Linked DNA regions of Homo sapiens: regions 1 and 3 are each linked to region 2. The links are chromatin loops, found by intact Hi-C in ENCODE. Cell type or tissue: mammary epithelial cell. All regions are shown on one strand. Links, peaks and the distances in the headings refer to the core of each region. The heading gives the core; the rest is flanking DNA. Region 1 has its middle 57 kb from the start of COL5A2. Region 2 has its middle 110 kb from the start of COL5A2. Region 3 overlaps COL5A2 (collagen type V alpha 2 chain).

Region 1 (11,278 bases), core at 1,419-9,418, 52 kb before region 2:
TTCTTAGAAAGCTATTGTATAACAATGTGCTTACAGTAAACAACACACTTAAAATTTTAAGAGGGCAGATCTCAAGTTATATTTTTTTTGCCACAATAAAAAATAAATACATGAAGAAAAGAACTTTAACTTTACCAGGGATAGTAGGAAAATAAGAGAATAAAGAAAGAGAAAGGTAAGCCCCTTCTGAAAGGTGGCCTCAGGAAAATCTGGGACTCTCATTCACACCCGGTGCCTTTGATCCTTTCTCTAAAAATGTTTTACACTGGGGAAAAAAATCCACAACATTGCGTTTAAGGCAACTACATACTGATTCATGTAGATACATATTATGTTCATACAGAACAAGCCTGACCCCCCAGCTTGAGTATCTTTTTTGTCTGATAACTTATGATCATCTGGTAACTTAAGAAAAAAGGACATATGTAGATATATATAGACAGAGATGATACAGATAAAATATTTAATGAATGTGTAGAAGCTATTAGAGCATTTGTGTGTATGTTTCTTATAACTAAAGAAGAATAAAAAGAGAAAAAGATACATTTGTGTTATGTTCTATTTTTCCATTCTCTGTTCCAACAAGACAGTCTTTCTTCATTGAGGAGATTTTGCTGTCTCAGGAGAAGGAAGTGGAGGCCTTTCTCAGATCTTCCTGGGAAAGCTGAGGTGGAGAGGAGTTTGTTGGAGGAATTCAGAGGGTGACACAGCAAGAGAGTAAACATTCCACACGACTAGAAAGGAAGAAAGGTCTCTGTCCTGCTCCATTTGGGCATGGCAGGAAAGTGGCAGGACTTTTAGAATGGTTCCTTGGTGGAAGAGGAGACCCTTCTGGGCCTGAGCATAGAAACAGAAGAGCCACTTGCCTTTAAGTAACTCCAAGGGTTTGAATAAGTGGAAAGTCCTCAGTGACCATGGTGACTCAGACACTCTCCTTCCATTTTCTGGGCACTTCGTAAACCTTCTGAATTTTTGTGCAAACTAGAGACATAGATAAGCACCTGCATTTAAAATTATGAGGTTCTAATTTCCCAGGTGGGTAAGGGACTCAGACTCATATTTTTTTTCTTTAATTGTGAAAATAACGTAATAGGCCATTTCTTCCATACCTCACATCGGGTAATAACATCTATAATCACAACACACAGGAAGCTATTCATGACATAATTATTTTATAAGTGAGAAAGATAGGTTATAAAACACTGTATGATATAAAAGTCAATTTTTGTAAAATAAAATAATATACTGAGTTCCTACAATAGGCCAGGCAATGAGCTGGTTGAGGCAGATTACAGAGGAGTGAGTTTCAGGGAAAAGGTTTTTCTGGAATATGTTTCTCCAGAACAATATATTATTCATTGCTGCTATAGACTGAATGTTTATGTCCCCCGCAAATTCACAGTGCAATCTAATTTTGAATGCAATTATATTTGGAGGTGTTTCCTTTGGGAAGTGACTGGGTGATGAGGAGGAAGCCTTGTGAATGGGATTAGTCCCCCTACAAAAGAGAAGCCAGAGACTTCCCTTGCCCTTTCTCCCATGTAAAGACACAGAAGAAGATGGCCAGCTATGAACCAGGAAGCAGAGCCTCACCAGATGGCACATCTTCAAGTTCCTTGATCTTAAACTTCCCAGCCTTGAGAACTATGAGAAATAAATTTCTTATGCTTATGAGAAATTAAAGGGTGGGTGGAATCACCCCTGAGAAAAATGCTTTCTGCTGAGTGACTAATATTGAAACCTAGTTTAGCCTTCAAAGCTGCTAAGGCCCAGAATCACTGATACATGAATAAAATTTAAGAGAATAAGCAGCTGGATTTCTAGTATACTTAGTTTTCTATTTCAGAGTTTTATCAAAATAGAGCAAGAAAACTTCCATCAAAAGCAAGCATGTAGTAATAATAGTCTCAGCACCATCAATACATATGGTCATTATACAGAGGGTACAAATCATTGTTTTCCTGTTGGCATCTGTGTCTTTTCTCTCACTGCTTTCATTTTGTTTCTAGGTAATTGAAGGCTGAGATCCAGGAAAGATAAACAGGGTTTTAAATGCTTCCATTAAAGAATAAAGTTATTATTGTTTCCTAAATCAAAGCTACATGTAGCCACAAGTTGAGGTAAACAATGACAATTAAAAATAAGACATTAACATTTCTACTTCCTGTAGCTGCTTGTCAATAAATGTAAATGCTGTAAATAGTCAACTAGAATTGAGACCCAAAGAACTCTAAAAAGTAGTCACCAGAAAAGCAAATGTAATTAGATACTATAGGATCGTTAAATACAACTTTGTTACTACAGCTTTACCTTGGTATTTGAAAAAAAAAAGTTAAACAATATTTTTCTTTCAACTCAATATTTTCTTTAATGGAGTTTATTCCATTGTTTTATTGTTGGAAGAAGTGTACAGATGGTCCTGACTCACAATTGTTCAAATTAAGATTTCTCAACTTTATGATGATGCAAAAGTGATATGCCATCAGTAGAAACTGTACCTCAAATTTTAAAGCGAGTCACAGCTCCCAGTCAGCCATGCAATCACGAAGGTAAACAACCAATACAGTGTGCTGTGTTACCAGAATTTTTTGGATATTGTGTTTCTCATGCCATCAGGGCTACAAAATGTCAATTTTTGACTTACAATATTTTCCAGTGGCAATGGGTTTATCACCACATACCCCCATTGTAAGTCAAGGAGCATATGCATTTGCTCTTTCAGTCATCTTATTTTAATGATTGTTTTATTTTTGCTTCTTATCTATTTTCTTTGTTTTCTCTCTTCTATTTGATGGTCTATATTACCTGTGATATCTACTTTCAGCATATTATAAATCGTGTGTTCTGTTTTTAGTTCCACTAGTGTTTACCTTTGTATCTTTTATAACATTGATTAAGCATATACTTGTCAGTTTATCAAGTTCAAGAATGAAATAACATCTATTAACTTCCTCCTAAGTAAATTGCAAACTATACATCCTCAGCCTAGTCCCATTCCACTACACACACCCTAGTTTTTGTTTTTATACTCTGTAATTTTGAAATCATTATTATGGTATTATTTTATTCAAGAATTTTAAGGAATTATATTTCCCTTTTATTAGATTCATTTCTATGTTTACATAAACTCAAAGCCCACCATCAGCTTTTTCACACCATGAATTTCCCATTCAAGAATACTTTATTTTAGTTTTTCCATATATTGGCTGAATCGCATATTTAAATGAAGATTTTGGTAATGTAGTTACATAAGTAGTATATTTTCCTGAGTCGTTGGATACATAAAAATATTTTCTTGTTGACTTTACATAGAGTTGACAGCCTGGTTACATAAAGAATACTTGGATTAAACCATTCTTCTCTGAAAATTCAGTAGAGGATGCCTCCTGGTCTTCTGAGAGTACAGCAGGAGGTGAAGAGCACAGGACCTAGAATCATGTAAACATCTAATTTTAGCTCCGCTAATTACTTGCTAGACCTTTGCAAATTACATAATGCATACTTTTACTTAGTTTCCTAAATCTCATTGTTCTTATCTGTAAAATGAGACTATTCCTTACTTCCCAGGTTTAAGGTAAGGAATTAATGGCATGATCTATATTAGTGCTAATAAAAATATAGTGTAAACCACATTTATAGTTTTAATTTTTCTAGCAGTCACATTAAAAAGGTAAAACTAATTTGGATATTTATAATTTAAATAAAAATAATAATTATACTTAACCCAATAGGTTCAATAATATACATCATTTCAACATGTAAAACATTATTGAGATATTACATTCTTTATTATACTGAGAATTCTAAATATAGTGTATATTTTATACTTATACCATATAGCTATACCATTCAGTTATAGCATTTGCATGTCACATATATCAATTTGGACTGCCACATTTTATGTCCTCAGTAGCCACATGAGTCCAGTGTCTGCTATACTGGAGAGGGCAGGGCTACATACTATGACTCAGTAGAGTTTCTGGCACACACATTCTCTAAATAGTACATATTTTTAATTGTTTTAATGGCATAGAGGAGAACTATCAGAAAAATCTCTCTTACTTTCTTACTAAATCATCTGTTCCTTCTGCCTAAATAAATATATGCAAGAGTCTTCATTATTTTTTCATGTTAAGAAATGTTTATTAGTAAACTTTTTATTGCTATAGAACATAATATTGAAGAGAGCAAAAATCATGTTTCACCCAAAGGATAGTCACAAAGTGAACATGTAATCAACACTCAGATTCTTAGTCTCCCTAGGTGACTTCAAACATTATGATGTTTAATTTCACCTAGTTTTGAACTTCCCACAAACATAAAGATGCAATATGTGTCCTTTTACATCTTGCTTCTTTTAGTCAGCATTATATCTCAGCCATATTGTTGCATATGTTTTTTGGAATATAATTCCCATTTTTTGTAAAGTAATCCATTGTATGAACATACCATAATTTATTTATTCACTGTTCCATTCGACTGCTCTTAGACTTTTTAGCTCCTAATTAATTCCAGTTTGGAGCTCATGCAGAAAAGAGTTAACATAGCAGGCCATACTGCTATCCCTAGACAAGGCTGCACCTACTGTTGGCCCTTGACTAGCATGTAAGAACTTGGATTTTGGAGTAAGTAACTAGTAATAGTGTCTCATTGTGCCCAAATGGTTTGTAGAAACAATGTGGTTTATGCTGAACACCTGCTTTCCTTCTGGGAGTCTGGAATTCTGCTACGTTCCAGGCAGAGGCTGCATATTTGTCCATCCCCCAATAAAAAAAAAAAAACACCTGAACACCAAGTCTCTAATGGGTTTCTCTGGTAGACAGCATTTCACATGTGTTGTCACAACTTGCTGTTCAAGGGATTAAGTGTGTCCTGTGCGATTAATTGGGAGAAGACTCTGGGAACTTGCACCATGTTTCCTCTGGATTTTGCCCCATGAGTCTTTTCCTTGCCCTGATTTTACTTTGTATCCTTTCACTGTAATGAATCATAACCATGAGCATGACTCTAGTTGTGCTGAGTCCTGTGAGTCCTATAAATCATCAAAACTGAGTTGTCTTGGCAATATCTGACACAGGGCCATTACAAACAATGTTGCTATGAATATTCTTGCACATGCCTGTTGGACAATATATGTGAAATATATATCGCAGAGTAGAATAATTGGGCAATATGGTATGAATATGTTCATCACTACTAAATATTGACAAATAGTTTTCCAAAGTGGTTATATTGATTTACAACTCCTATCAATAATTGATGAGAGTTCTAGTTGCTAAACATCCTCTCCAACACTTGACATTGTCATTTTAGCCAGTCTGGTGGGTGTAGAGTGGCATCACATTTTGGTTTTAATTTGCAATTTACTTGATGACCAAATAAAGTTGAGATCCTTTTTATAGGTCTATGGGCTACCAAGATATCCCCTATTGTGAAGTGTCTATTCAAGTCATTTGCCAATGTTTCCACTGGGCTATCTGACATTTTCTTACTGATGTGCAAGCATTCTTTAAGTATTATGGATATGTAAGACCTTTATATATATAAGTATTCATATGTGTGTCAAATACATGACAAATAAACTCCCACTCACTCTTTTAATGATAACTTATGATAATAAGTTCTTAACTTTAATGTAGTTTAATTTATCAATGTTTTTCTTTATAGTTAGCAATTTGTGTATCTTGTTTAAACAGTATGTATTACTCCAGAATCACAAAGATTTTATTCTCCTATTCTTCTAAATGCCATACTTCATTACCTTTTACATTTAGATTAGAAAGGATTCTCTGTCTGTTGTAAGGTCTTTCTTTTTTCTTGAAGCCCGATAATGCCAGGATCTGGCTCACAATTGAGTATTACTATTTTTATCTGGAATCTGGTTTACTCTTTTGATCTAGAGGTTTACTGTTTACCTCAGTTCAAGAAAGATTTTTTTAAATGTATACCTTAATAATTTCCTATTCCAGTTGCAATTGTTTTTTTACTTCAGGAACACTATTTCCTCCACCATATATGCTTTATTTGTTAGTATTTTTTTAGAAGTTATGCCACCCTTCCCATTTTATTCTTTTATTGTTCTTTCAATTTTATCTCTTATTTCACAGAGTTTACAAAAGAGGATAAGAATAAGGTCTTAGAAATGATAATTTTGTAAGACAATAACAGCAAAAAAAAAGACAGCTGGGCTCAAGCAAATGAATATAGTAGTCAATATTGCTGGTAAAAAAAGATTTTCTTAAATTATACATGAAATGATACACATAATAAGTGGCAAAGGAATTCATAGGACTGAGGAATGACATTGGTCTAGGGTAATTAAGAAATGCACCTCAGAGAAGTTAATGAGTTTGATGATATATAAGTAGAACATTACTGTGGTAAAAGCTAAAATATGCATAATTGCTGATATTATAGTGATTTTGGCAATATATCCAACCACTATAGACCAAACAAATTTGCAATGACAGACTGTAAGTGTGTACTTTTAATAATAAATGCAAATATAAATTTTTATTTGGCACAAATTTTCCATTTGTTCATAGAAATTTATGAAACTCAAAAAACAACAATTAAATGTGGCGAAGTAATTATAACTCTACATTTGATGAACTTTGGATTTCCTTGACACTATCTCAAGGCTCAGTTTTGTGTTCAATAAACTTAAAAATCACCATTTATATTTTAGAACCATTTTATAGCTTTTATCGGATGGGAAAATAGAGCTAATCTTAATCAGTATTTTCACAGAACAAAATATTTCCATCATAATTGAAATTGTCCATGGGTCTTGGGAATATAATATATTTGCGAGCTATTATAGTTTGCATTCAACATCAAAATAAATATGTATAAAACAAAATTTATTCTAATTTTCTGAAATAGCTTCAGCTATGTTTCTCCTCTTCTGTTTGAGAATTTTGCATTGCTCCAATAAAAATGTGATAAATATGTCATAAATATGAGTATGTTGGTTTATTTCTCTCTTGATGTTTTAAAATGCAAATGAGGCAGACAGCAGGACATCTCCAAAGAGATCCCACTGAGCATCGCCATCTTGTTAATTAATCACTTACCAGGAACTAGACCTCCATTTTGCAGCCTCAAAGACCTGATCTTTCCTGTACATTGAAAATGGATCATGAACCTGAAGCATTAATTCAAAATTCAAAAGGATAAACTTCCAGTAGGAAATAAGATTCTAAACAGAACTAGAATATTTGTTATGTATCCCTAAGAAAATACAATATATTAGTCTGTTTTCATACTGCTATATAAAGAACTGCCTGAGAGTGTATTAGTCCATTTTCATACTGCTATAAAGAACTGCCTGAGACTGGGTAATTTATAAAGGAAATAGGTTTAACTGACTCACAGTTCAGCATGGCTGGGGAAGCCTCAGGAAACTTACAATCATGGCAGAAGGCAAAGGGGAAGCAAGCCACCTTCTTCACCAGGTGGCAGGAAGGAGAAGAGCTGAGCAAAGGGGAAAGAGCCCCTTACAAAACCATCAGATCTTGTGAGAACTCACTCACTATCACAAAAACAGCATGGGGGAAATGGCCCACATGATCCAACTACTCTCCACCTGGTTTCTCCCTTGACACGTGGGGATTATGGGGATTCTAATTCGAGATAAGATTTGGGTGGGGACTCAAAGAAACCAAGTTATAATCAGAGGTCAGGTTTTAAAAAGGGTAATAATTACTTAGAAAAATAAAATATTTATTATACTCTGTTTAAAATACAATTAGGTATTCTTTTTACACAGAAAATAAAAATTCAAATGCTTTAGAGGCTAGGCAGGTAATATGAGTTAGCAAAGTCATCCCAAATGAACTTTGGTCAACTGAAGTGCAACCAAGGTGTTTACAAAAGGAACTACCAGATATTCAATTCTAGCTGATCATCATCACAGGGAGTGTAGACCCAAGTGTTGACAGAACTTCTGATTTTTTAAAGAGACTCTGGAACTTTACATTTTTAATGTTTATCTTCAGATTTTTTTAATGTTAATAATTATAATAGAATAATGGCCTCACAAAATGCCCCTGACCTATTCCCAGGAACCTGTTACCTTGCATGCCAAAAGGGACTTTGCAGATGATCAAGAACCTTGAGATGGAAAGATTATCCTGTATTCTCCAAGTGTGCCCAGTGTAATTCCAAAAGTCCTTACAAGGGGCAGAGGGAGGCAGGAGGAACACAGTGAGGGAAGGGGACATGGTAACAAAAACAAGGGTCAGAGTCAGAGAGTGCGATCTGAAAATGCAACGTTTCTGGCTTAAAAAACCAAACACCGCATATTCTCACTCATAGTTGGGAATTGAACAATGAGAACACATGGACACAGGAAGGGGAACATCACACTCTGGGGACTGTTGTGGGGTGGGGGGAGGGGGGAGGGATAGCATTGGGAGATATACCTAATGCTAAATGACGAGTTAATGGGTGCAGCACACCAGCATGGCACATGTATACATATGTAACTAACCTACACATTGTGCACATGTACCCTAAAACTTAAAGTATAATAATAATAAAATAAAATAAATAAAAAAATAAAGACAGAAGAGGGGGCCACAAGATAAGGAATGCGGGAGGACCTAGAAGTTAGAGAAGACAAGGAACTGATTGTCCCCTAGCATCTCCAGAAGGAACAAAGCCTGCTCATACTTTGATTTTAGCCAGATAAGACACATTTCAGACTTCTTCCTCCAGAAATGGAAGATAATAACTCTGTACTGTTTTAAGCCACTAGATTTGTGGTCATTTGTTATAGCAGTGTTAGAAAACTAACACAATATTTTAAAAAACAACAAAAACCAAAAACCAAACAAGTCAAGTTAATGATATACGTGAGCCAAATTCAGCTTTAGGCCTTAAATTTAGTATATTTGAAGAAAATACTGAAGGTAGCCTTACCAAAAAATGCCTTAATTGGGTCAGGCTGCTATAACAAAAGCCGTTGGTGGCTTAAACAGCAAACATTTGTTTCTTATAGTTCTGGTGGCTGGGAAGATGAAGATCAAGATGTCAGAAGATTTGATTCTTAGCAAGGGCCCTCTTCATAGCTTGTAGGTGACCACTGTCTCACTGTATTCTCACATGGCAAAGAGAGAGAACACTTGTGTCTTTTATAAGGGCATGAATTCCATCATGAGGGCCTCATCCTTGTGATCTAATCTAACCCCAGTTACCTCCCAAAGGCTGCACCTTCAAATACTATCACACTGGGGATTAGGACTTCAACGTGTGAATTTTAGGGCTACACAAACATTTACTCTGTAGCAGACAGTAATGTTTAAAGTATTGGATAACTTAAAATGAGATCATGCCTGTAAAGTCCAGGGATGATGCTGTCAGTGTTTTATGTCTTGACTCTGCTTTTTCCTTTCTGAGTTTCTCTACCCAATCAATTCCTCTTGTGATTGCCTGATCCATGTTTTTCACCAGTCCTATTGGCCCAGTAGTCCCCCAGTGTCTTTAAGACAGTTCTGCAGGTCTCTTTTCCAAACCTTTACATGTTATTTTCATAATATAATCTTCAGAGGAATAAATCTTACTTTATCTCCAGGTTCTCAGAGGAAGCTTCATGGTGGCTCTCAAGTGCAATCAATAAAATCTAAGACATAAAAGGAAAATCTAAGACACAAAAATGTGTTCATAAAATAGACTGCAAGAATAGAACCATATTAATAACATTTTTTCTTTGCTACTCATTGGGATTTGTTCCCACAAATTGGACTTCAAACTTCCAAATCTAATCACGTATTATTTTATCATTAAAACCAAACAGCTTGCCACGCAAAGTTAATGTGTTAAATCCTTTTCATTTTCATCTTCAATCTTCTATAATGTTCAATAGTGCCCTGTTTTATTTCACATCAGATATAATCAACAGACCCCACCACATATCCTCATTATTCTCTGACAAACAACACAGCACTTGTAGACCATCTTCCCTTTTTTCCCTTAATTACTATTTTTTTTGTAAACTTATTTTTCAACTATTTAAATTGAATGAACAACTACCTATTGGGTACAACATTCACTATTTAGGCAATGGGCACACTAAAAGCCACTAGACAATATATTGATGTAACAAAACTGCACTTGTACCCCCAGGATCTATAAAAATAAAATAAAATAAATTGAATGAACATTGCTCTGTGTTACTGAAGATTCCTATTTGATTTACTTTCTCTACACACAAGCATTTGAATGGATTTTCCACGATTATCCTATTGTTCAACAATTATGCCTGGGCAACGTATTGAGACCCCATCTCTACAAAATAAATAAAAAAATTAGAAGGGCATGCACCTGTAGTCCCAGCTATTTGGGAGGCTGAAGTGGGAGGATCACTTGAGCCCAGGAGGTTGAGGCTGCACTGAACCATGATCACACCCCTGTACTCCAGCCTGGGTGACAAAGCAAAACGTTGTTCGAGAAAATAATAAAAATATTTTTCCCAATATCCTTTATTCTCTTAGCTACTACATTGATTGTCCTATGACTAAAGGTTAAGAAATAAAGTAGTTGGGTCCAAAGCTGAGTGATATTTTAAAGATTATTGACCATTATTGCCAAGTTAATTCCACCAAACTATACTCATTTGCACTGGTACTTTGCTGGTACCAGGTATTCTCCCCTACCCAACCTTTGCTAATTTGGCAGGCCCCAAATGGTATCCCATTTTATGTACTTTTCTTTGACCACAGTGAGGGTGAACATTTGTTCAAATGTTTATTGATTATTAGTATTTTATCTGAAAAGTGCATGCTTGAGCCCTTTCACACTGTTGTCTATTGGGGTTCCTCTTTTTCTTATTGACTTATAAAGACATTTAAAAATATATACAGCCTATTAGCCTTGTCATATGTATAGTGTGAACATTTTTCATCTCCATTTTTATTTTGTTTATAGTGGGGTTTCAGAAAACCATTTGATACCTTTGTGCTTTCTGGCATGTCTTAATTTTCCTGTCACTGACACAGCATTAGATACTTACTATTTATTAAGTAGCTTCTATACATAAAACATTTTTTAGGTGTTTTACACACATGGCCGTTAATATTTGTAAATAACCCTGTATGGTAGGTACTGTTATTTTATAGATAAGGATATCAAAGCTTAGAGAGGGAAGCTGTCTTGCTCACAGCTAAATAGCTAGTAATTGGCAGGATTTAAATACAGTTCTAGCCAACATGAAGCCCTTCTTCTTTTTACTGTATAATATGCCTTACACACACACACATGACCTTCTGGTTCCTGC
Region 2 (11,278 bases), core at 2,119-10,118:
AAAATTAGTCTGTGTTCATCTTTAGTATATGTAAATGAAATGTATTCATTTTAGCATACCATTTTAGCCTTCCATTCTTGTTTTATACTGTCTGTCTACATTGATGCCTGGGTTCATCTTTTCTAGGTCATTGATTTTGATCTGTGAGTAGAATATTGAGCACAAGAGATTAGAACAAGTGGGTGGGATCAAACTAAATTGCTAGGTTCAATAGAGCTTTTGTGCCTCATGATCTTTAACACTCTAGAAATACTTAAATTCTAGGATAAATTCAAAATATTTACTATAGGTGCTAAAAATAACATGTATCATATTTTCTGTTAAAATCAACTTCAAGAATATAAAAGACTACTATTATACCCCGAGTTAGGAATATAAGCAACATTCAATCACTGTCTACTCAATTTAACAAATATATAAATAAATTTCCTCCTGTGGCAACAAAATAGGTAAGTATTTTTAGTTAAATATGAAGGGATAAAGAGCTATGGAGTCTTCATGTGGGGAAATATAGTACTGAATTAGTAAATGCTGTTGACTTGTTTGAAAATAAAGAGGAAGGAAAGAGGAAGAAAGGGAGGAAAGAAGGAAAGAAGGAAAGAAGAGGGGGAGAAAAAAGGGAAGAAGGAGAGAAGATAAAGAGAAAAGGAACCAGGGAAGGAAAGGACAACAAAGGCAGCAAAGGAGAAAAGATAAAATTTAAAGAAAAGAGAAAACGTTACCCTATGCAATTTTTTTGAAAGAGCAAAAAGTGAGCTTAACTCAATCTCTGTGGTCTTCCTCCCAAGAACTCATAACCCCAGTCTAATCATGAGACAAAAATAAAACAAATACTAATTGAACAATTCTACAGGACATCTGACTAGTACTTCTCAAAACTATAAAGATCATCAAAAACAGGGAAAATCTGAGAATGTCACAGTCAAAAGGAACCTAAGAAAATCTGATGACTACATGTAATGTGGTATCTCAGATGAGATCTTGAAACAAAAAAAAAGGGGGATTTTAGGAAAAAACTAAGGAAATTTGAATCAAGTATGAACTTACTTAATAATAAAACATCAATACTGGTTCATTAATTGTGACAAATGTGCCATGTCAATAAAAGACATTAAATATAGAGGAAATTAGGTGTGGGATATATGGAAACTACTATCTTTACAAATCTTCCATAAATTAAATTGAATAATTCTAAAATTAGAAGTTTATTTTTAAAATATGAGCCTAAAATTCACTCTACCAACTTCAAAAAATACCACATGAATCCAGAGTTGGTCTCTAATCTGAACCACATTCACCATTAATCTGGAAATATGTACTAAAATTACATGTTAGAAAAAATAATGCTGCTTAGCCTAACTAGTCAGAATCAGAATCAAGTTTCTTAGAATAGTTGGCAAGAAACAATTCAGGTCATGAATAAGCATACTGATATTTATTGATATTTATATGCTCATATCATACATTGCTTATATCATATATATGATATGCTTATGTCATATATTGATATTTATAGTTTTTTCAAAGCAAAATAGGTAACAATTAGTTGGAAAACAAAAGTGTTTTAATTCTAATTTTAATTATCAAATATTCCTAATCAATGACCACTTTTATGTTTAATATGGCATCCAAATATATCCAGTTCTTGCAAACTCAAGTATATTAGTCCATTCTCAAACTGCGATCAAGAACTACCTAAGACTGAGAAATTTAAGAAGAAAAGAGGTATAATTGATTCACAGTTCCTCAGGCTATATAGGAAGCATGGCTGGGAGGCCTCAGGAAACTTACAATCATGGTGGAAGGTGAAGGGGAAGCAAACACATCTTACTACGGCAGAGCAAGAGAGACAGAGAGAAGGGGGAAATGCTACACCCTTTTAAACAACCAGATCTCATGAGAACTCCATCACAAGAACAGCAAGGGGGAAGTCCGCCCCCATGATTCAATCACTTCCCACCAGGCCCCTCCTACAATACATGGGGGGATTACAATTCAACATGAGATATGGGTGGGGACACAGAGACAAACCATATCACCAAGTATTGACTAATTGACTAATATAGAGTATATGTTGCTTAACAACAAGGATATTTTCTTAGAAATGCACATGTAGGTGATTTTGATACTGTGAAAACATACAGTGTACTTATACAAACGTAGATAGTATAGCCTACTACACGCACAGGCTGTAGGGTATAGCCCATTGCTCTGACCACTGTTGTTCATGCAGTCCATTGTTGACTACTGTTCATGCCTTGTTATGTGGCACATGACTGTATAAGGTATGCTTGGATAACAAGTACTTTGCTGGGGTGTTTTATTACTTGATATGGGGTAATTCTTGTTGTTATTGTTTATTTTATGAATTCCCTTCCTCTATGACATCCATATGGACACCCCTGAGTCAGCCTTCAGTGTACTACTTTGTGAGCATGCACATGGTGTGTGTGTGTGTGTGTGTGTGTGTGTGTGTGTGTCTAGAAAAGAGTTCTCTTGAGGCTATATTCTTTATGAAGGAAGAAAGATAAAAACACAGAGCAAGGCAGTATGAACCCCTCTGCTTGTTCCTGCCCCTGAATGTGAGCATCTTCTTCTGAGACAGACCACTGTGACAAAAGTTGGCACTGTTCCCCTAATGCCAGACCACATTTCAAAACTTTCCCCAAGGCTCGACAAATCACAACTCTATTTTACCTGTTAAAGCCCTGAACCCACCAATACCTAAACATTGCTCCTAATTCCAGGACCTGCACCTCCAGAGAAAGTTAAGACAATCTGAAAAGGCCCCCTGAATTCTGACTAATAATAACCTACATCTACAGTGCAATTTCCCATCTGTATTATTTCATTGGGTGCTCACAAAAATCTCATAAGATGAGCAAGGCAAGAAATGTTTATTTTATAGAAAGAGAAAACTGAAGTTGAGATGAAATAGCTGATTTCCAGAAGGTCACATACCACAGCTACCACGGCAGAACAAGCAAGATCCCAGGTCATCTAACTTGATATTTTCCCACTAGCAGCTCTGCTTCTGATCAGGAACAATATCAAAGGCATAATTTCTGACTGATAAAAGTGGTCGTTTAAAGTAAAAGGCAAGTTTTTAAAGATAATGTATCCCTGAAGAGATGCCTTTGATAAACTAAAATGTGCTTTAGATATTAATTTCTCTGTATTCTATGACATTTTTGCATTTTTATCTCTTATTAATTATAACCATGAAGCAAATGAGTGGACAGATGAGGCATGAGTACTTGTGGTTGCACAAATCATTTAGTATGCTTATCTCCTCAAGTTTTCCCAATAAGCACATTTTGGATCAATATCATAATATCACATTTGACAAATGTCTCTGACACTACCTTATTCCACCAAGCAGCTATTATCTAATTATACTTTGAAATTAAGTGCCTGGATTCTCTGGGTGGCCTAAGGGTACCTCTAGAAAAGCTCATACGTGGTTGAAAAAAAAAAAAGACTGAAGACAAGAGAGTACTAAATTGACATAGGCAGGTCAGATTGCACAGTTTGGCATCACATTTAAGAAATTATAGTCAAGTGGCTTTTAGTTGCATCCTAACTGTCCATTTTCAGGTGGTACTTTTGCCAAACACCAGATCACTAGGGCTGTATTAAAAAGTTCAAATAGCACACTCAAATTTGAAACTATAGATATTTTTTTCTAGTTTTTCAGCTGGCACACATGAAAAGCACTTTTGAGCACCAAAAGAAGATGAAGAAATAACTTACAGTGAATGGAAAATGTTAGGAAAGCAAGGGCTAGACAATTCTATGAGTCACTACTAAGATAGCTAAAGGGATGGGGATTCCAGTCCACTCATTAAAGTGTGGGTTGAAGTATTGCTTTATTTTTCAAGAATTTCCATGGGAGGTACTCGGAGGGAAAAACGGGAGGTGGTCAGACTTGAGTACAGACAGAAAAGGCCTATCTTAAGAGTAGTGAGATACAGGCATAAGTGGAAGACATGCCACAGCACAGAAGAGACTTACAGTCTTCAATGGTTTTAAGAGACTTTATGGCACTATTTCAAAAGTGAATTAAATCCTTAAAAGAATTCTTCTAAATGAGCAAAATGTAGTTTTTAAATTATTTTAATTTACTTCCCAATTCATAAATACAATATGGAATTAGTTTTGTCTGTGATTTTAAAATCTTAGAATGTCTATTTTTAACAGCAGAGAAAAATATTCTAACATAGGAAATAATTTTAGATTCATAAGTTCCTTTGTAGGAAGAAATTTTTACCTATTATTCTTTCAAAAATCAGAAGCAAAATGTCAGAAGCAAAAAAAACTTAAGAATGAACATCTACTTTGTGGATGTTAATTTAGAGTAATATCATAGTATCTATTACCTATCTCCTGGGAAAGATATGGTTTATACTTTTGAGACAACCTGCCCAAATTTAAGAAGTATCAGTTGCATCCCTGAGAAGCCATGGAATGCAGTAGTTAAGAACACAGAACAAATATTGGTTCTGTCACATAGTAGCTTAAAATCTCAGAGTTCCATATAAAAATTAAAAAAAAAATAGTACCAAATTGAGAGTTATTTTTGACTGAAGTAAAATAGCATCTGTGAAGTACTTGGCACATAATCAATGGTAGTTATCATTAAAGGTATAAAATTTTTTTACAAAAATTTTTTTACAAAAAGCCTAATGAATGACAGAATAAAAAATGTTATTTGCTTTCCAATTTTGTTACTGACCACTGAGATATGGGCATGGAAGTGGCACAAGCACAATGGACACAGGATCAGCGACTTGGAAGGTGGGGAGGTTGGGGAAAGATGAATGATGTATGAGTGAAAAAGCCCCTTCTCTATTCAGTTCAACAAATATTTGATGAGCTCCCACTATAATCCCAGTCATCTCAAAAGATGTCTATCACTTCCTTTAAGAGGCTACTCCTGATGGTGAGATAAGACTTGTACCCATGGAACAAGGAAATATATGATGAGGTACTAAAATTAGTAGTAGTATAAAGGATTATGCAGTGACTACTTACTAACAAACCATGTTAAATTACAAGATTTAGAGCAATACACATATAAAACCAGCTGCAAAAATCATTGCAATTACTCTCCTTAAGATAATCTAAAAATGTTATATTCTACTAGTCTGCCTAGAAAAGATATAAAATCCTGACTTCTTTTTGTTACTTTATTTTAGACATCTAGTTTTTTAAATTAAGCAGAAAATCCACTTTGGTTTTATCTATCTGAATGTTAAATGTAATATTTATCTCTTAATGTCTCACACATTTCAAAAACTTATGGTTATATTTCACCCTTTATGTGCCCAAACTATTCAAGGACTTCCAGAGTTGTGTATTACATACAAGCAAAAAACAAAGAGCAACAGCACTGGAGAATTCAACAGATGACAAGAACAGCTACACTAAAAAAAAGATCAGAAAAGAAAGTATGCCACCTGCTGTTTATGGAATGAAAAGAGGTCCCACAGTAAGTATCTGAATACATGAGTCAAAGCCAGAAAAAAAAGACGTTTGGGCTTCTCTCTGCTTTCCTAGATCCTGATTTCAGCATGTTATAACAAGTTTATAACCATGCATATGTTAACTAAAGTTATTGCAAACAAGTCTAGTCTTTGTCTTTCTCCTGCACATTATAAAGGTATTAGGGGTTTTTTCTATCTACTTGTGTTGACCTCATTTGACTTGTTAAGTCCTTGAAAGTAAAGAATGATGTATTTTCTTAACTATGATTGTATAGCTTTAAAAAGCACTACAAGCAGTATCAGGCAGTCAGTAATGTGATGACTATGAATAATCATACATCAACAAACTGTATAGCCTAGAAGAAATAAATTCCTAGACACATACAACCTACCAAGACTGAATAATAAAGAAGCAGAAAATCCAAACAGATGAATAATGAGTAAAGAGATTAAACCAGTAATGAAAAGTTTTCCATGAAAGAAAAGCCTAGAGCCTCGTGGCTTCACTGCTTTTACCAAACGTTTAAGAACAAATACCTATCCTTCTCAATTTCTCTAAAAAAAACTGGACAAAAAAGAATACTTCAAAATGCAATTTATGAGGCCAGCGTTATCCTGATACCAAAGCCAGACAAAGACACTAAAAGAAAAGAAAATTACAGGCCAGTATCCCTGTAAAAATTCAAAATCCTCAACAAAATGCTAACAAACACATTCCACAGCATGTTAAAGGGATCATTCACCGTGACCAACAGGAATTTATCTATGGGATCCAAGGATGTTCAAAAAATGAAGATCAATAAATGTGATACGCCACATTAACATAATGAATGACTAAAATCATATGTTCATCTCAATTGCTGCAGAAAAAGCATTTGACAAAATTCAATATCCATTTCGCTGAAAGTTTCAACAAATTAGGTATAAAAGAAATGTACCTCGACATGGCTGGGCACGGTGGCTCACACCTGTAATCCCAGCACTTTGGGAGGCTGAGGTGGGCAGATCACCTGAGGTCAGGAGTTCGAAACCAGCCTGGCCAACATGGTGAAACCCTGTCTCTACTAAAAATACAAAAATTAGCTGGGCGTGGTGGCGTACACCTGTAATCCCAGCTACTCAGGAGGCTGAGGCAGAGAATCGCCTGAACCTGGGAGGCGGAGGTTGCAGTGAGCAAAGATTGTGCCACTGCACTCCAGCCTGGGCACCCGATCAAGACTCTATCTAAAAAAAAAGAAAAAAGAAAAAAAGAAAAGAAAAGAAATGTACCTCAGGACAGTAAAAATCATATATGACAGGCTCACTTCTAACATCATACTCAATTGTGAAAAGATGAAAGCTTTTTCTCCAAGATCAGGAACACGACAAGGATGCCCACTCTTACCATTTCTATTCAACATAGTACTAAAAGTTCTAGCAAGAGCATTAGTCAAGAAAAAAATGATAAAGCCATTCAAATTGGAAAGAGAGAAGTTAAATCATTCCTGTTTGCAGAAAACATGATCTTATATATTTTTTAAAAATCTAGACTCCACGGAGAAAGCTGCTAGAATAAACAAATTCAGTAAAGTTGCAAAATACAAAATAAACATAAACATATTAGTAGTATTTCCGAACACCTAGGTTTGTAAACCTAGTATTTCTGATTGATTTTATTCAATCAATCCAGCCTCATTTATATTAGCTACCAAAGTAATAAAATACTTAGAAATAAACTTAACCAAGGAGGTGAAAGACCTGAACAGAAATATTTTGTGTTCATGGATTGTAAGAATTACAATGTCCATGCTACCCAAAGTGATCTACAGATTCAACGCAATCCCTATCAAAAGTTCAATGACATTTTTCAAAGACATTTCTAGAAATCCTAAAATTCATAAGGAAGCACAAAAGACCTCGAAAAGCCAAAGCAATCTTGAGCAAAAAGAATGAAATTGGAGGCATCACACTACCTGACTTCAAAATATACTACAAAGCTATACTAATCAAAACAGCATGGTACTGGCATAAACACAGCCACATAAACCAAAGGAACAGAATAGAGATTCCAGAAATAAATCCATGCACTTATAGTCAATTGATTTTCAACAAAGGTGCCAAGAACACACAATGAGAACATCTAGGTTTGTGTAAGCACACGCTATGATGTTTGAACAACGACAAAATCACCTAAAAATGTATTTCTTAGAAAATGTCTCCATCCTTAAGCAACATATGACTGTACAACATTTAAAATCCAGCAATGAATAATTTGACAAAGAAGTCTGAAAAGGAATTTTCTGAAAGGAAACCAAGAGTGTAGTGTCATGGCAGCCAAAGGAGCATTTGCTGAGATGGAGAATGCCCAGTAATGTAGAATGCTGCTGAGTAGTCAAATACGTTGAAGACGTAAATTATACATTGGGTTTTGTGACTTAGAGATAAATAGAGCAAGAGTTATTTGAGGTAGAATTGTTAGCAAAATAACCAGATTAGAGTGAATCAAGGGGTGAATTTGCCATGAAAAAGAGAGATAACACATGTACACAACTTTTTCAAGTTTACCTGATGGAGGATTTACTGAAGGGAGAAGTAAGATAGAAATATTGGAGGATTTTTGTTAATACACACACACACACACACACACACACACACACACACACATTATTATATACAGGGAAAGGAAACCTCAAATACATTTTAGAAGGAGGTATGTTAGACATAACAAATATGTGAATGGTACAATATCTCAAGACAAGGGAAAATATCTCTGCTTGTAAGAAAGGAGACCTTGATGAATTAAGAAGGCTATCAGAAATTTAAAAATTCTGAAAGAATGTCTTCATTGTAGGTTCTAAAATACTGGGCCTCATTCTTGGAGACAGGCATATATTAGTAAATTTAAAATGTTTCAGAGTTTTCTATACTGGTCTTCTTTATGTCAAGAAGTTATAACATTATCTCAAAGACACATCCAATTAAAATTTAAGAATATTTAACTAATACATTTAAGAACTGTCTTTTAAGGAAAGTCATAGTGACTTTTATCTAACTCCCATAGATTGATTCCATAAATCTCAATAAACATTTTGATTTTATGCACTTTGGGTATAGTTAGTCTTCTCACTTAAGAGATTTAAATAGATGCAAGTATCCTAATAGATATCTTTATATCCACTCAATAGAGAAGGCTGAAAGGTTAAAGTTTCGCTGCCGGTTTCTGAATCAGCATTATTAGCTCTATAATCTTAACTATATCCTGGCAAGAAACAGAAAACCATTTTGCTACACATTATTTCACCATTCACTAATTCCTACAATTTCATAAGAATAAAATGACAAATTCATAAAATTGTGAGACTCATTTTCATTTTTTTGGTTTTACTCCCTTATAGTTGAAATTGATTATTTCATTCCTGGCATCTTTCCCCACAACTTTATTAGGACATTAGGTTAAATTTTTTTACATAAATTTTATCATGGATAAATTCTTTCAGAGTAGGTGTTACTTTCATGGCAGAAGTACTTCAGACATACCATACAACATGGTGGTTATAAACCACATTTGGAAATTATGACTCACTATATAGGCAAGATCATTTCTCGTCATCACAGCTTGAATTTTTATATCTGGGTAAAATTTTTTCTCATTTTATACTACTGAAAATTTTTCTGCTATTTTTTCCTGTGGAAAATTAAGCTCTTTGGTTTAAAAAAAAAACTTGCTCTATTCTATACTGGTTTGTTCCATTTCTAGGATTATACTGAAAATGTATTAATTTAGCATCTTTGATGTATCTTCTATAGAAACCTATATGGATATTTTTGGATTTTCTCTATGTTATAAAAATAGAGAGTCTAATTCCAAGGAATCCATGCACTCATTTTATTATGTGATCATAATTAACACCCCAGAAGGAAATCACTTTAAGCAATGGATAGCTCCAACCTTTATGAAATGGAATTTTGCATTTTCCTAGAGAGAAAAACAGTAGTCTACTCCAACCCAAGAAACTCCACTAAGTGATCTGATTCTTGGGAACTGGGTAAACTAATTTGATATCATTGTCAATATATACCATGGGTAGATGAAGCCACATATATTGTATGGAAGACCGCAGCTTATTAATTGATAATTTACTTTTGAAGTGAGAAAAAAATCTACTTAGGAAAATTGGCTCATGATTAACATCTATTTTAGGTAAGAAATTATCTAAGAGCTAAACTGAAACTATAAGGAAGATATCTCACCCTTACACCTTGACATTGGCCATTCTGCTGCTTCCAAAAGTTGAGGGCTTTACTGGTTAGAGCCTGCAAAAAGAACAACCCCATCAAAAAGGGGGCAAAGGACATGAACAGACACTTCTCAAAAGAAGACATTTATGCAGCCAAAAAACACATGAAAAAATGCTCACCATCACTGGCCATCAGAGAAATGCAAATCAAAACCACAATGAGATGCCATCTCACACCAGATAGAATGGCAATCATTAAAAAGTCAGGAAACAACAGGTGCTGGAGAGGATGTGGAGAAATAGGAACACTTTGACACTGTTGGTGGGACTGTAAACTAGCTGAACCATTGTGGAAGTCAGTGTGGCGATTCCTCAGGGATCTAGAACTAGAAATACCATTTGACCCAGCCATCCTATTACTGGGTATATACCCAAAGGAATATAAATCATGCTGCTATAAAGACACATGCACACATATGTTTATTGTGGCACTATTCACAATAGCAAAGACTTGGAACCAACCCAAATGTCCAGCAATGATAGACTGGATTAAGAAAATGTGGCACATATACACCATGGAATACTATGCAGCCATAAAAAATGATGAGTTCATGTCCTTTGTAGGGACATGGATGAAACTAGAAATCATCATTCTCAGTAAACTACCGCAAGAACAAAAAACCAAACACCGCATATTCTCACTCAAAGGTGGGAATTGAACAATGAGAACACATGGACACAGGAAGGGGAACATCACACTCTGGGGACTGTTGTGGGGTGGGGGGAGTGGGGAGGGATAGCATTAGGAGATATACCTAACACTAAATGACGAGTTAATGGGTGCAGCACACCAGCATGGCACATGTATACATATGTAACTAACCTGCACATTGTGCACATGTACCCTAAAACTTAAAGTATAATAATAATAAAAGAAAAAAAAAGAGCCTGCGTGCACTGTGCAGAAGTCAGACCAGAAATGCTTGAGAATTAATACTCCCATGGGAGCAATTCTCAACCGGTGACTAATGGGAGTTGGTACATAAACATCCCAGTTAACTTTTCCCTCAGCTAGGATAAGTCTGAAGTATTCTACTGTATCCCCCAGAATTTTCCAGTAGGATAGAACAAGTGGTAACTGGTTTAATAATACACTATTATCTGACTGTCTGCGTCTCCCCAGAATTGTGTTGAAATCCTAACCCACAAGGTTAGGATTAGGAGGTGGAACCTTTAAGAGGGAATTAAGTCGTGAAGGCGAAGCCCTCATGATAAGGATTAGTACTTTTATAAAAGAGACCCCAGAGAGCTAGCTATCCTCTTCAGCCACATGAGGACAGGCAAAAAGACAGTTGTCCATGAACCCATAAGCCAGTCCTCACCAGACACTGAATTTACTGGTGCCTTTTCTTAGACTTCCCAGCCTTTGGAACCGTGAAAACTAAATTTCTATTGATTAAAAGCAACCCAGAGGGCCAGGAGCGGTGGCTCATGCCTGTAATCCCAGCACTTTGGGAGGCCAAGGCGGGCACATCACAAGGTCAGGAGATCGAAACCATCCTGGCTAACACGGTG
Region 3 (11,278 bases), core at 2,000-9,999, 150 kb before region 2:
CCACAAGTACATTGTCTTGCCAAATATATTTAGTTTGGTTCAGTTAGTAAAACATGGCAAGCTATAAACTTGCTTCACTTTCAGCTACTTACAATCTGAACTTTATTTTCATTTTAACTGCTGATGGCCCAAACTTTTTATTGTCTGATAATATTCATCATTTTGAAAAATAGAAGCCAAATGTCAAATAAAATGCTGAATCTAAATTCCATCTCTTTAGTGTAGTAGAAATCTATATTATAGGTTCTATAATTACAATTATTAATCTACAGTTAACAAATGTTTTCTTCGTTCGTGTTTATTCTGAATAAAACTAACTGGACCAATCTCTTCAAGCAAAAACACAAACATAATACATTAAATATAGCAATAGAATGTGATTTATGGATCTTGAGTGAATTATCATTGGTCTTTTATAGGAAATGACAAGAGGTATAAAATTATCACAGAAAATGAAGTCCTACTCTTACATGAGAGATGTCTTCTGAAGTTTTGAAATCTAATAATAACATATATATCAAGGCCACGCCTAAATCCAAATTCTGTATTGGCTCATGTTACTTGATGAAGTCATTTTGTACAAGTAGCAAGAAGGAAGACTTATGTTCTGATCACTATTGAAGAACACAGGATTAGAGAAATCCAAATTTGGTGAGCTGGGTTGATTTTGTACTGAAATTTTAAGTAATATTCTTTTGATGTAGTCACACATTGTGTATTAAACAAAAAATGATACTTTTCACTTAGAGGAAAATGCTTTTTCTTATCTTATTAATTTGTTAGCCATGGATCCAGGAAATATTTTCCTTTCTCCTCTACAATAGAAAAAACAGCAGCACATGGACTAGAACCTGAGCTAGCTTCTAACTGTGCAGAAGACAGTGAGTTGGGGGCGGGGGATGGGTAGATGGGCTGTTGAACTGGGGCTTGTGCAATACTCATGAAGGCTTGAACCACCATTCAGCACAAGGTGATGGGTGCATAAATGATGTGTGCCTAGGATTTCTCAGACCTGGCAAATTTTAAAGAGAAGATAGAAATCAATATTTGTGTTTGACATCTCTCAATTGTTTGATGTTAATGATGTAATTCTAATAGTTTTTCAAAGCACTGTTTGAGCCCAGGAAAATATCTGTGTGGGCCTAATCCAGTTGAGGACTCCAGGTTTAGGATATACATATATAAAATGGAGTCTTGCTCAGTCACCCAGGCTGGAGTGCAGTGGCATGATGTCGGCTCACTGCAACCTCTGCCTCCCAGGTTCAAGCAATTCTCCTGCCTCAGCCTCCTGAGTAGCTGGGATTACAGGTGCATGCCACAATGCCCAGCTAATTTTTGTATTTTTTAGTAGAGACAGGGTTGCACCATGTTGGCCAGGCTGATCTCGAACTCCTGACCTTGTGATCCACCCTCCTCGGCCTCCCAAAGTGCTGGGATTACAGGTGTGAGCCAATGCACCCGGCCCGGTATATTTTTAAGGTATTATTTCCAGCCTCTGTCTAGCTCTACCCTTATCTTACTTATTAATATGTCTTGATTTGCTTCTGTTTATATATCACATATAGGAAAAATCTGAGAAGAAATGCTCAGATTTCTTCTCAGGCGATTCTACTGTCTCTGCTTCCAAATATTAACTCATACATGCTTAATTGAAATATATATAGATATTTGTATATACAACTATTAGTACACACATATATATTTCCTTGCTCTGTCAGCTGACAGAACACAGAAGCAACAACTCCCAAGTAGCAATGAACACACCTAGGTCCCAGATTGTGGTTTCTGATAGCATTCTCCAATATAAGGAACAAGAGCTCTTTGAATAAACAGCTGATTCTAGGACTGGGCCAATAAATATACAAAACGAACCTAGAACATCTTATAGTAACCGAAAGTAAAAAAGTACATACACACAAAAAAGCCCACATGATGGGGATATATCAAAGGGACACAGAATACAACTGAAAGACTTTCCAGTGGCCAAAACTGAAACAGTTTGACAAATAAAATAAGCAAAGTAGCATTCAAATATCACCAAAAATGTAAAATAAATATCTATGAGTCCATACCGATGTAAATACATACAAAATATAAAATAGAATAGGACAAATCTCCTATGCAGAATTGCAAATGATTTATGTAGCTACCCCACCCTTTAAAAGTTGAAGAGTAAGTCTCCACTCCTTAAGTAAGAACTGTATGTACATAGTGGCTTCCTTCCAAAGGGTACAGAATGGAAAAGGGAGGAAACAGCAAATTTACAGTGAAGACACAGGACAAATACCACCCCAGACAGGTGATCAAATTTAACACCAGGCTTGGCGCGGTGGCTCACGTCTGTAATCCCAGCACTTTGGGAGGCCGAGGCAGGAGAATCACTTGAACCCAGGAGGCAGAGTTTGCAGGGAGCTGAGATCACGCCATTGCACTCCAGCCTGGGCAACAAGAGTGAAACTCCCTCTCAAAAATAAATAAATTAATTAATTATTAAAGTTTAATATCAGTAATAATAATTCATGTTGATAGTTGAGAATGGCACTTTACCTCCTCCCAACACCCAGAACTCCAGTCTAATCATGAAAACAAAAATCATACACATCCTAATTGAGGGACATGGTACAAAATATCAGGCCAGTACTCCTGAAAAATCGTCAAAATCCTAAAAAACAAGGAATGTCTGGAAACTGTCATAGCCAAAAGGAGCCTAAGGAGACATGCAACTAAATGTAATATGGGATCCTGTGAGGGATCCTGGAACAGAAAGAGGTCATTAGACAAAAACTAAGAAAATCTAACTAAAGTATGACTCTAGTTAATAGTAAAATATCAATATTGGCTTATTCGTTGTGAATGTAAGATGTTAAGAAGAGGGAAAATTGGGTCTAGATTATTTGAGAACCCTTTGTACTATCGGTACAATTATTTTGTAAATTTAAAACTTCTAAAATTAGAAAGTATATTTTAAAAGTGACCAGATGTTGGCTGGGTGCAGTGGCTCACGCCTGTAACCCCAACACTTTGGGAAGCCAAGGCAGGCAGATCACGAGGTCAGGAATTCGAGACTAGCCTGGCCAATATGGTGGCACCCCGTCTCTACTAAAAATACAAAAATTAGCTGGGCATGGTGGCGCGCACCTGTAGTCCCAGCTGCTCAGGAGGCTGAGGCAGAAGAATCACTTGAATCCAGGAGACAGAGGTTGCAGTGAGCCAAGATGGCGCCGCTGCACTCCAGTCTGGGCGACACAGAGAGACTCTATCTCAAAAAAATAAAAAAATAAAAAAGTGACCAGATGTTAAATCATGTCCAAAATACAATTGGTTAGCATTTCTATAATTCTCCAGTTATAAACATCAAGAATAAAAATAAGAATCAAAGTGTAAAATATGTATTTATACCAAAATAATCACACTTTAACATATGTACATACATGATACGATACCATATAGGGCAGAAAATAAAACTAATATTTTCCAGCAATTGTAAACAGAAAAAACATGCCCAGGGCCTCAATGAAGAACACAGCCCTCTGATTCTACATTGCCTTTTTCCCTTTATCTTGTCTTAAGCAGATTAGAGGACTCTTCTGAATATTAATACATTTTAAACCTGGAGGCACATTTGGCATTATATTATAAAACAAAGATATGTTTATAGACCAGAAATTTAAACAAAGAGACACCACTGTGCTTCAACAAAGCTTATAATAAAAATACAGAAAAATCTATGTATGTATATGCACATATATATATAGAAAGGAAGAAAGAGAATAGGGAAGTTGATCTTTATTCAAAATGTACAAAGCTATAGTTACAGCTTTACATTTCCTTACTATTTCCCTTTTAGGTTATTATCTGTATCCCCTCCCCTTCTTTTTATTAAATCTTATTTCTCATTGTAGAGGCTTAATGTATACTAAGAAAAATAGTTTCTAGTATCAGAAGACATAGCTCTAGTAATTACCATAGAGAGAACTTGAGTAAGTAATATATTTTTCTAAGGCTCAGTTCTTCCAAATTAAAAATTAGTTTTAATAATTCTTATTGCAAGTGAAATGGATAAATTACATGAAAAAAGCATTTTAAACTATTAAGCACCACACAGATATTACTTGTTAATTAACCTAGATTCAAATATTTTATTCTAAAATATACTAAAATTTTCACCTTGCCCACTTAAGATTTAAAAATACTTCAATGATAAAATCAGCATTCTTTTATTAAAAGGAACTATAAAATAGCCAGATGTATTCCTTTTAATAGAGATGTGCTTTCAGTGAGGTATTCTGGGAAATGAAGCAGGACTTTGACAGGCAGAGATGGGGCTGGGCAATATGAGCTGAGGATTCCCCATGGTCTGGTAAGGAAGCCGACTTGGAAGTTAGCTGGAAATATAGTGTGCAGTAGACCAGTTAAAAACATTGGTGAATTAATATGCGTAAGGTTACCATTAATAATAATAATAAATACCATCTAGTGTTTACTTTATACAAGGCAGTTTTCAGATGTTATCTGATAAATGCTCACGACTATTCAAGGTAGAAATTATTTGCCTATTTTGCCTTATTACATATAAAGGGATTGGGGTTCACAGGGGCGAAATGATTTCACAGGCAGTGAAAAGTCAGTTTTCAGAGCCTTATCTTTGCAGATGCATTCTTTCTATTACTGTAACCAAAGACTATGCTGAGTATATATTAATATATACAATTATCTGACTGGGATAATTTATTTATGGCTCCGGTTAAAGATTTCCTCTTACCAAAAAATGTAAAATAAGTTCATATAGTCACATGGGTCACGTAGTTAATGCAAGTTTTAAAGTTAGCACGCTCATTTCCCAACTTCCCCCGAATTCTTGAAATTTACTAATGCTATTTCAAAATAGCGAAATGCACTGTTAAATTTCTTCTAGATTCTTAAGGTGTATTCTGACCTAAAAAATTAAGCAAACCGTCCTTTTAATAGGATCAAGGAGTTTATAGAGTTTAATAGTGAAGCCATCTCTTTTTCACTTGAAGAAATCCAATTCTGCATATTTTGCTTGCATGATTTGATAACGAAATGTATGTCAAGGATGAAAGACTAAAGGTTGAGCTTCATCAAACTAAGGAAAAATATTTAAGATGTTTTATGGATAGTAATTTTATAAATAATGTCAAATTCTTTTCTGGAATTTCCTATGCCTATGGTGAGAGATAATATAAATCTGATATAATCAAGAACTAGATTTTTCCCTATTATATGTAAATGTTAACATTGTATAGACTTGATAAGTTATCATTGGAATGGATACAGATTATTCCAAAATATTTAAAGTTTAATCTATATGTTTTCATGTTATGATTGACAATAATTTTAAACAAAATGTTTTTAATAATAAAATACATTTTAGTGCAAAACAAGATTACTCTTCGAACTAGGTATATTTAAACATCTATACTTCCCTTGAAAATCCTTGTTTTTTTATTTCTAAAATAAATGCTTAACATTTATGATATATGTATACCATAGATTATATTTTCCATACTGCAGCCAACTAGCTCACCATAATTATAAATTTTTTATATCTGTGCATATCATTTACCAATATTTATGTGTTTTGTTAGACTAAAATCTAACATTATTTATACAAATGTACTATACATAGACTTAATAATTGAATGCACTTATTAAGCACTCAATAAATGGTAGCCTCAAAGTAATGATTATCATTATATTAATGAATGTCCACTAAAGAATATAATTTAAATGCTTATTATCTTATGCCCACTCTTATATAAGGTCAACCAAAAAATTCTCTCCATATTTTACCTTAATTAATTCCTGTTCATTCTGCTTTCAATAGGACAGACATCCTTCAGATTTCTTTATACTATGATTACCCTGCAATCTATCTTAAACATAGCTATCGAAACTTCTTCTTAAATGGCCCTTCAATTGTGTCACCTTTCTCAAACCTCAGCAATTGCCCTCAGTCGCACTCTGGCCCAATAACAACTTTGTCCTCACCTTCAGAATTGTGTCATTTTTTTTTTCACTCTGGTTATTGTTCACACCTTACAAATCTCATCAACTGCTTTTTGACCTACTTGACTATTCTCTGGGCTATTCATTCTCTTAAATATTATTTTTATATACCAATGAAAAATCTACATTCTTAAGTAAATATTTTCCACATCAGCCATGATTGTTCGATCTCTCTCCTAATGTGTAACAAATAAATTTCTAGGTGCTTAGCCTCTAGCTTCATGCCACACAGAGTATGCAGTGTCAGCTACTTCATAAGCCACCAAGCCGCCTTGACTTGCCTGCATTATCTATATCACTGTTTGGAGGGCTGTTGTATATTGTTTGCAGTTTGTACACTTCACAAAGACTCCAACTGAGGGGGCCAGTGGGAAATGACATTCAATCCAAGCTCTCCTTGTCATACTATGAACCCTAGCTTGGGGCTGTATCTACTGGAAGAAGGAATGCCTTTTATTTTGCTCCTGTCCACTTGCCTAGGGTCACCTGGAGGTGGCACTGTTTTCTATTTCAGACAGAAGTCACCCAGAGGTGGCACTGTTTTCCATTTCTGTTTCTAATGTTATTTCAGACAAAAGGTGTATAAAGGCCTACTCTAACCCTGTAACTGAGGTCAATATTTCCCACTGTAAAATTTTCTGCCTAACTTAATCCCATCCTAATAAAGTCTCTCTCATATCCTCTATTAGAATGAGGCTTCTTTGATGGCATTAATGAAGTATTAATTCGACAACTAGGTTCTAAATATCCATTGTGTCCATTATACTATGATTACAAAACATATGAACAATCTGTTATTAAACAACTCATACTCTGATTAGGGAGCTAAGCCCATGCATGAAACTTTTAAACAAATATATACCTTGCTTTGGTGTGAAGTCTTCCAAACAATGAAAGAGAGACGTGTGGAGGTTAGAATAACTAGAAAAGACTTCACAGGGGAAACAGGTCTTAAACTGGACTTTGAAAAAGGAGTAAGATATTACTAGACTGTAGGAAGAAATGAAGACATTATAATAACATAAAAAAATCCTACAAGTGGTATATCATACGTATTATGTGTTCAGTCTTTAAAAAATATATAGCTGCAGAACTGGAATTCTTAAAGAACTAGACATGGTAATGAAGATTAATATATTGAGATCGCCAGGGTAGAATTTTAAGTTCAATCTGTTTCCCAGATCTTTAGAGGAGGAAAAAAAAGAAACAACGTAGTGTTTGTATTTATCATCTGCAAACCAGATGGTTATGGCAAGGGGTGTGGACATTCAAACACATTCTTCCCTGCAAGAAACCATGTTGCTGTGATGCAAGACTCTTGGGCCTCTGAAAACAGTGAACATAAAAGTACTTAAGAATTTTCTGAACAATTCAAAAACTCAAAAGACAGACAGATGAAAGAGAAAAAAAAGGTACAGTTTGACACACAGTTTCAGTAAACAAGTACATAGTTGGGTATTTGCTTAGTTTTACCTAGTTAGGAGAGTACAAGTTTTGTTTCTGAGCAAGAATCTTCTCAAAGGAGAGGGGAGAAAAACAATCAGTGCTTATTTACTGTAAATTTTGAATTAGAGAACTGGTCTGTGTTTGTATAGTCATGTATGTTAGCTTCATAAGGACACTGTAGGTTGCAGTATCCTTGTTGTACCCATACAATGCTGAATGAGTGAGAACAAACAAAAATATATGTGCATACATACATATATATGTTATATGTATATATTATATTTATATATTTTTCAAGACTGAAAAAATCCATTTGCCATCTTCTTGAATTAAAAAATACATATATTTTATATATATACTTTTATCAGAGTTTTTTAATCCTAATGAACTGGGAAGATGATAAGTGCTTATAATTCCAACAAATAATGTGAAACACCAGATGCACTAACCAGTCAGCGTGAGTAGAACATCCTGAGCAGTAAGCACAGTTGGGGCACTAAGCAGGCCTGACTTGCTAATGTAGATGAAGAATTCTCCATTTGGTTCTGAGTGGGAACAGATGCTTCATATCTTTTAGAAAGGAAATTACATTCTACAGAAGAGGAACTCAACACTGCCAAATTAATAAGATGAGAGATTTCATCATCTCCTGGAATACATTAGCATGCAATTTTCCTCTTGTTCCAATGATCCTTTCTGAACTAGCCCTTCTTAGAGTTTAGAACCTCATGGAAGCCCGAGCTGACCTAGTCTACAACCAGAATTGCCTTCAGAGCATTGCAAAATACTTTCTTAATTCCTATATGTATGAAACAGTAGAAGCCATGAGTGTTTCCATGTTTGTATAAAAACTTTCTTACTTCAGACTCTGAGTAAGCGGGATGTGAGAACACAGAAGGATTCTTGCACTTAGAAAGGGTTAGAAACATGACATGGGAACTATACTCCAATAGAAATTTTACTTAAATGAGTAAAGTAATGTGAAAAATTGCACACGTCAGGAATTAAGAATGATACATTTCTTGACCATCTCTTTCTTCTTGTTTATTTTTTACATGGATTCAAGGCAGCGTTCACTGAATTTCCTATTTAAATAGTAAAATACAGTAATGCAAATATACTATAATTCCCTAAAATAATACAACTAAGCTTAAAATATAAAATATTCACTTGCATAACCCCAAATATCTATTGAATATCTAATTTACAATTATGTATTGCTATTTGGATCACACACTAAAACTTTATGAACACAAAAACCTGACCTGCAATTTTCTTGCTATATAATCAGTGTCTATTATATTGCCTAGATCATTCTGGGCTCTTTAAAAACTATGGCCAATTAATGAGCTGAAGAAGATCTTATTCAGAAGGATTTTTATTGGGCAAGTACCATATTTTAAAGAAAAATACATACTTTTCTAAGCTACTTAGAGTATAGGGGAAGACCCATATAATAGGTGAAACCAGGCTACAAAAGTATATGAGATAAGGCATAATTATTATTTTCTGAAAAGGAAAAAAAGGAGAAAATAGATAGATAGTCCTTAATACTGTGATCCTTCTTTAGAACCAAAAATCTTCAGTTAAATTATTAAATTTCCAAAAACTTGACATGAGTGGAGTTTGCCATGTACATGAGTGAGGTAATGACTCTCACATCTGGACTCATAAAGAGCAAGACAGTAGAATTACATTGAAGGCAAGGACCAAGGATTTAGGAAGGTTACATGCAATTTAACTGAAAAGGCACCTACAACTAACATCTTGATTAGAATGATGATATCTTCATACATTGATCGGATGAACAATGAAGGAAATGGGAAAGGTATTCCAGAAAGATCTGGGAGAAGGTACAGTTGTGAAATTTTACCATTTAGTAAGAATTGTACTGCAAAAGAAAAGAAAAAGTTCAGTGGGAAGTGAATGAAGATAGAATAATTAGGGATCAAATTATGAAAGGCATTGGTTGTTAAACTAAAAAATATGAACCTTACTTATTCTATGGGCTACAGGGACACTATTTAAGCAAAATTATCTAAATAGTGTATAACAAGAAAGAAAGTGAAAACATTGGATAAAGTATAAATAAGGTGAATTTATATTGTAATCCCATCATAGACATACAGAATGCACATTGGAGTACAAGAATACAGATGATTACAGACATCAGTTTGCCAAAATTGGATTTTCCGAGTCTAGGCAGACTTGAGCAGGAATTGATGAAGGTTGTATCATGGGTGCCCACTTCTGTCTACACAGTATTCAAAATGATTAAGCCTAGCATTTGGCAAGAAAAAAGGAATGCCATATAAAATAATTTAATTTTAGTAAAGGGAACTTAGGAAAATCTGGCCATTATTAAAAAAGAAGTAAAAAGAAATAGTTTAAAATAAAATGAACCACGGGACGTCTGGAGACTATTTTAAAATACATCATTAGAAGCCCAAGATGAATTTTTTGTCATGAATCATAAAAACAAGCCAGATGCATTAAAAAATGCTTTCACAGCAAACTATTACAGTAAAAGCTGCCTTCATAGGAAGAAACAAGCATCTAAATCAAATTTTCCCAAGTCAAGGAAGAAAGGGAAGCCTCTAAAATTTGACACATCAGACATAACTGGAAATTAGACCAGAAAAAGATTTGTGAAACTATCTTTGTGAAACTATATTTGTGAAAAAGATTGTGAAACAAGTAACTTCAAAGCCAACAATAAGAAGACCCTTAAAAATGTCAAACAGAGGAAGGAAACCAATTCCGGAATCCAAAGAAATCCTAAATATAAAATTGTATTATTGGGGTAATACTAAAAGAATAGTTAGTTCTTTTCTCTTTTAATGTATTCTTTTGACGATTTCAACACCTAAACTACATATTAAATTATGTGTGTCCAAAATACTGGATCAAATTGCCAAAAATGCATTGTTATATTTGACACAGATAAATACCTAAGATGCTATAACATCTATACGAAAATTATGAAAAAACGTAAGGGTTAAATGTTGAACAGTAAGCCAAGACATATGACCTACCAGTAACAAATTAAGCAAACCAGAAAAGACAAGTTGTCAATATGATCCCCATTCATAAAGACAGAATTCAGCGAAGACCCTGGAAATCTAAGGTTTACTTTCAACCAGGTGATCTGGTGGAATCTGTTACAAAGGAGAGAATAACTATCTTCTTAACACAATACAACTCACAGAGGAATCATGGTACTGGGAGGGAAAATGATGCTTGAATACTTGTATGACTAGGTTCATACAAAAACTGCTTGAAGATTGAATCACCATGGGATTTGGAAAGATGTTCTAACATGCATAAGGAGCTGTCTTAGAGTCAAGAAACAAGTAAAGACCAAAAAAATATTTCTTCAGGTGGAAAAATTCAAATACTGAGGGCTTCCTAGGACTACAGTGCTATAACGTCTCTAGAAAAAACATTACCCAGAGAATGTTCTGGGCTTACAGATAATATCAGAGTGCTTCTTTACCTTGCAGGCCATCTACATGCCTTAACTAATACCCCAGGGCCCCAGCAAAGTCCCAAGGGTAAGGAAGTAGGTGGAGAAGGAGGAAGAGAAGCTTTATCTCCTCTCTGATGGTCCCGGGACTCTACCAAATGAGTTGGTGGAGAATTTCTTGAGGAGTCTATCACAGATCCTTAGAACCATTTCTGGATTATCCTAAACTTCAGACATTTAAAAAATGTCAATGATTATCATTAAAAAGCGCCATGATGCTCTTAGTATTAATAGAAAGAGGACAAATGAACTTCTTTGTGGAAAATGCACTTGCAT

What was found. Hi-C counts contacts between places; a loop is a spot of excess contacts. Peaks named below come from ENCODE experiments on the same cell type or tissue, not always from the same donor. Only the 100,000 strongest peaks of a DNase experiment are listed, where the experiment ranks them.
Region 1: it touches region 2 in a loop (2.1-fold over the local background); 4 of 110 quality-filtered maps call a loop at or near these places.
Region 3: it touches region 2 in a loop (15-fold over the local background); 24 of 110 quality-filtered maps call a loop at or near these places.

What each region holds. Positions count from the first base shown.
Region 1 is chr2:189,231,235-189,242,512 of GRCh38, forward strand. It overlaps a transcript of COL5A2 not described here. Among named protein-coding and RNA genes, the nearest start is that of COL5A2, 57 kb to the left of the region's middle. In mammary epithelial cell, for the core only: no CTCF peak of the experiment used is centred there; DNase peaks (open chromatin) are centred at 2,507 and 5,037; H3K27ac peaks cover 4,133 bases.
Region 2 is chr2:189,282,628-189,293,905 of GRCh38, forward strand. It overlaps a transcript of COL5A2 not described here. Among named protein-coding and RNA genes, the nearest start is that of COL5A2, 110 kb to the left of the region's middle. In mammary epithelial cell, for the core only: a CTCF peak has its summit at 5,467 (motif pointing left); DNase peaks (open chromatin) are centred at 3,844 and 5,594; H3K27ac peaks cover 2,547 bases.
Region 3 is chr2:189,136,810-189,148,087 of GRCh38, forward strand. The region is part of intron 1 of COL5A2 (collagen type V alpha 2 chain); the gene reads right to left. Among named protein-coding and RNA genes, the nearest start is that of MIR3129, 9.3 kb to the left of the region's middle. In mammary epithelial cell, for the core only: a CTCF peak has its summit at 6,522 (motif pointing right); no DNase peak of the experiment used is centred there.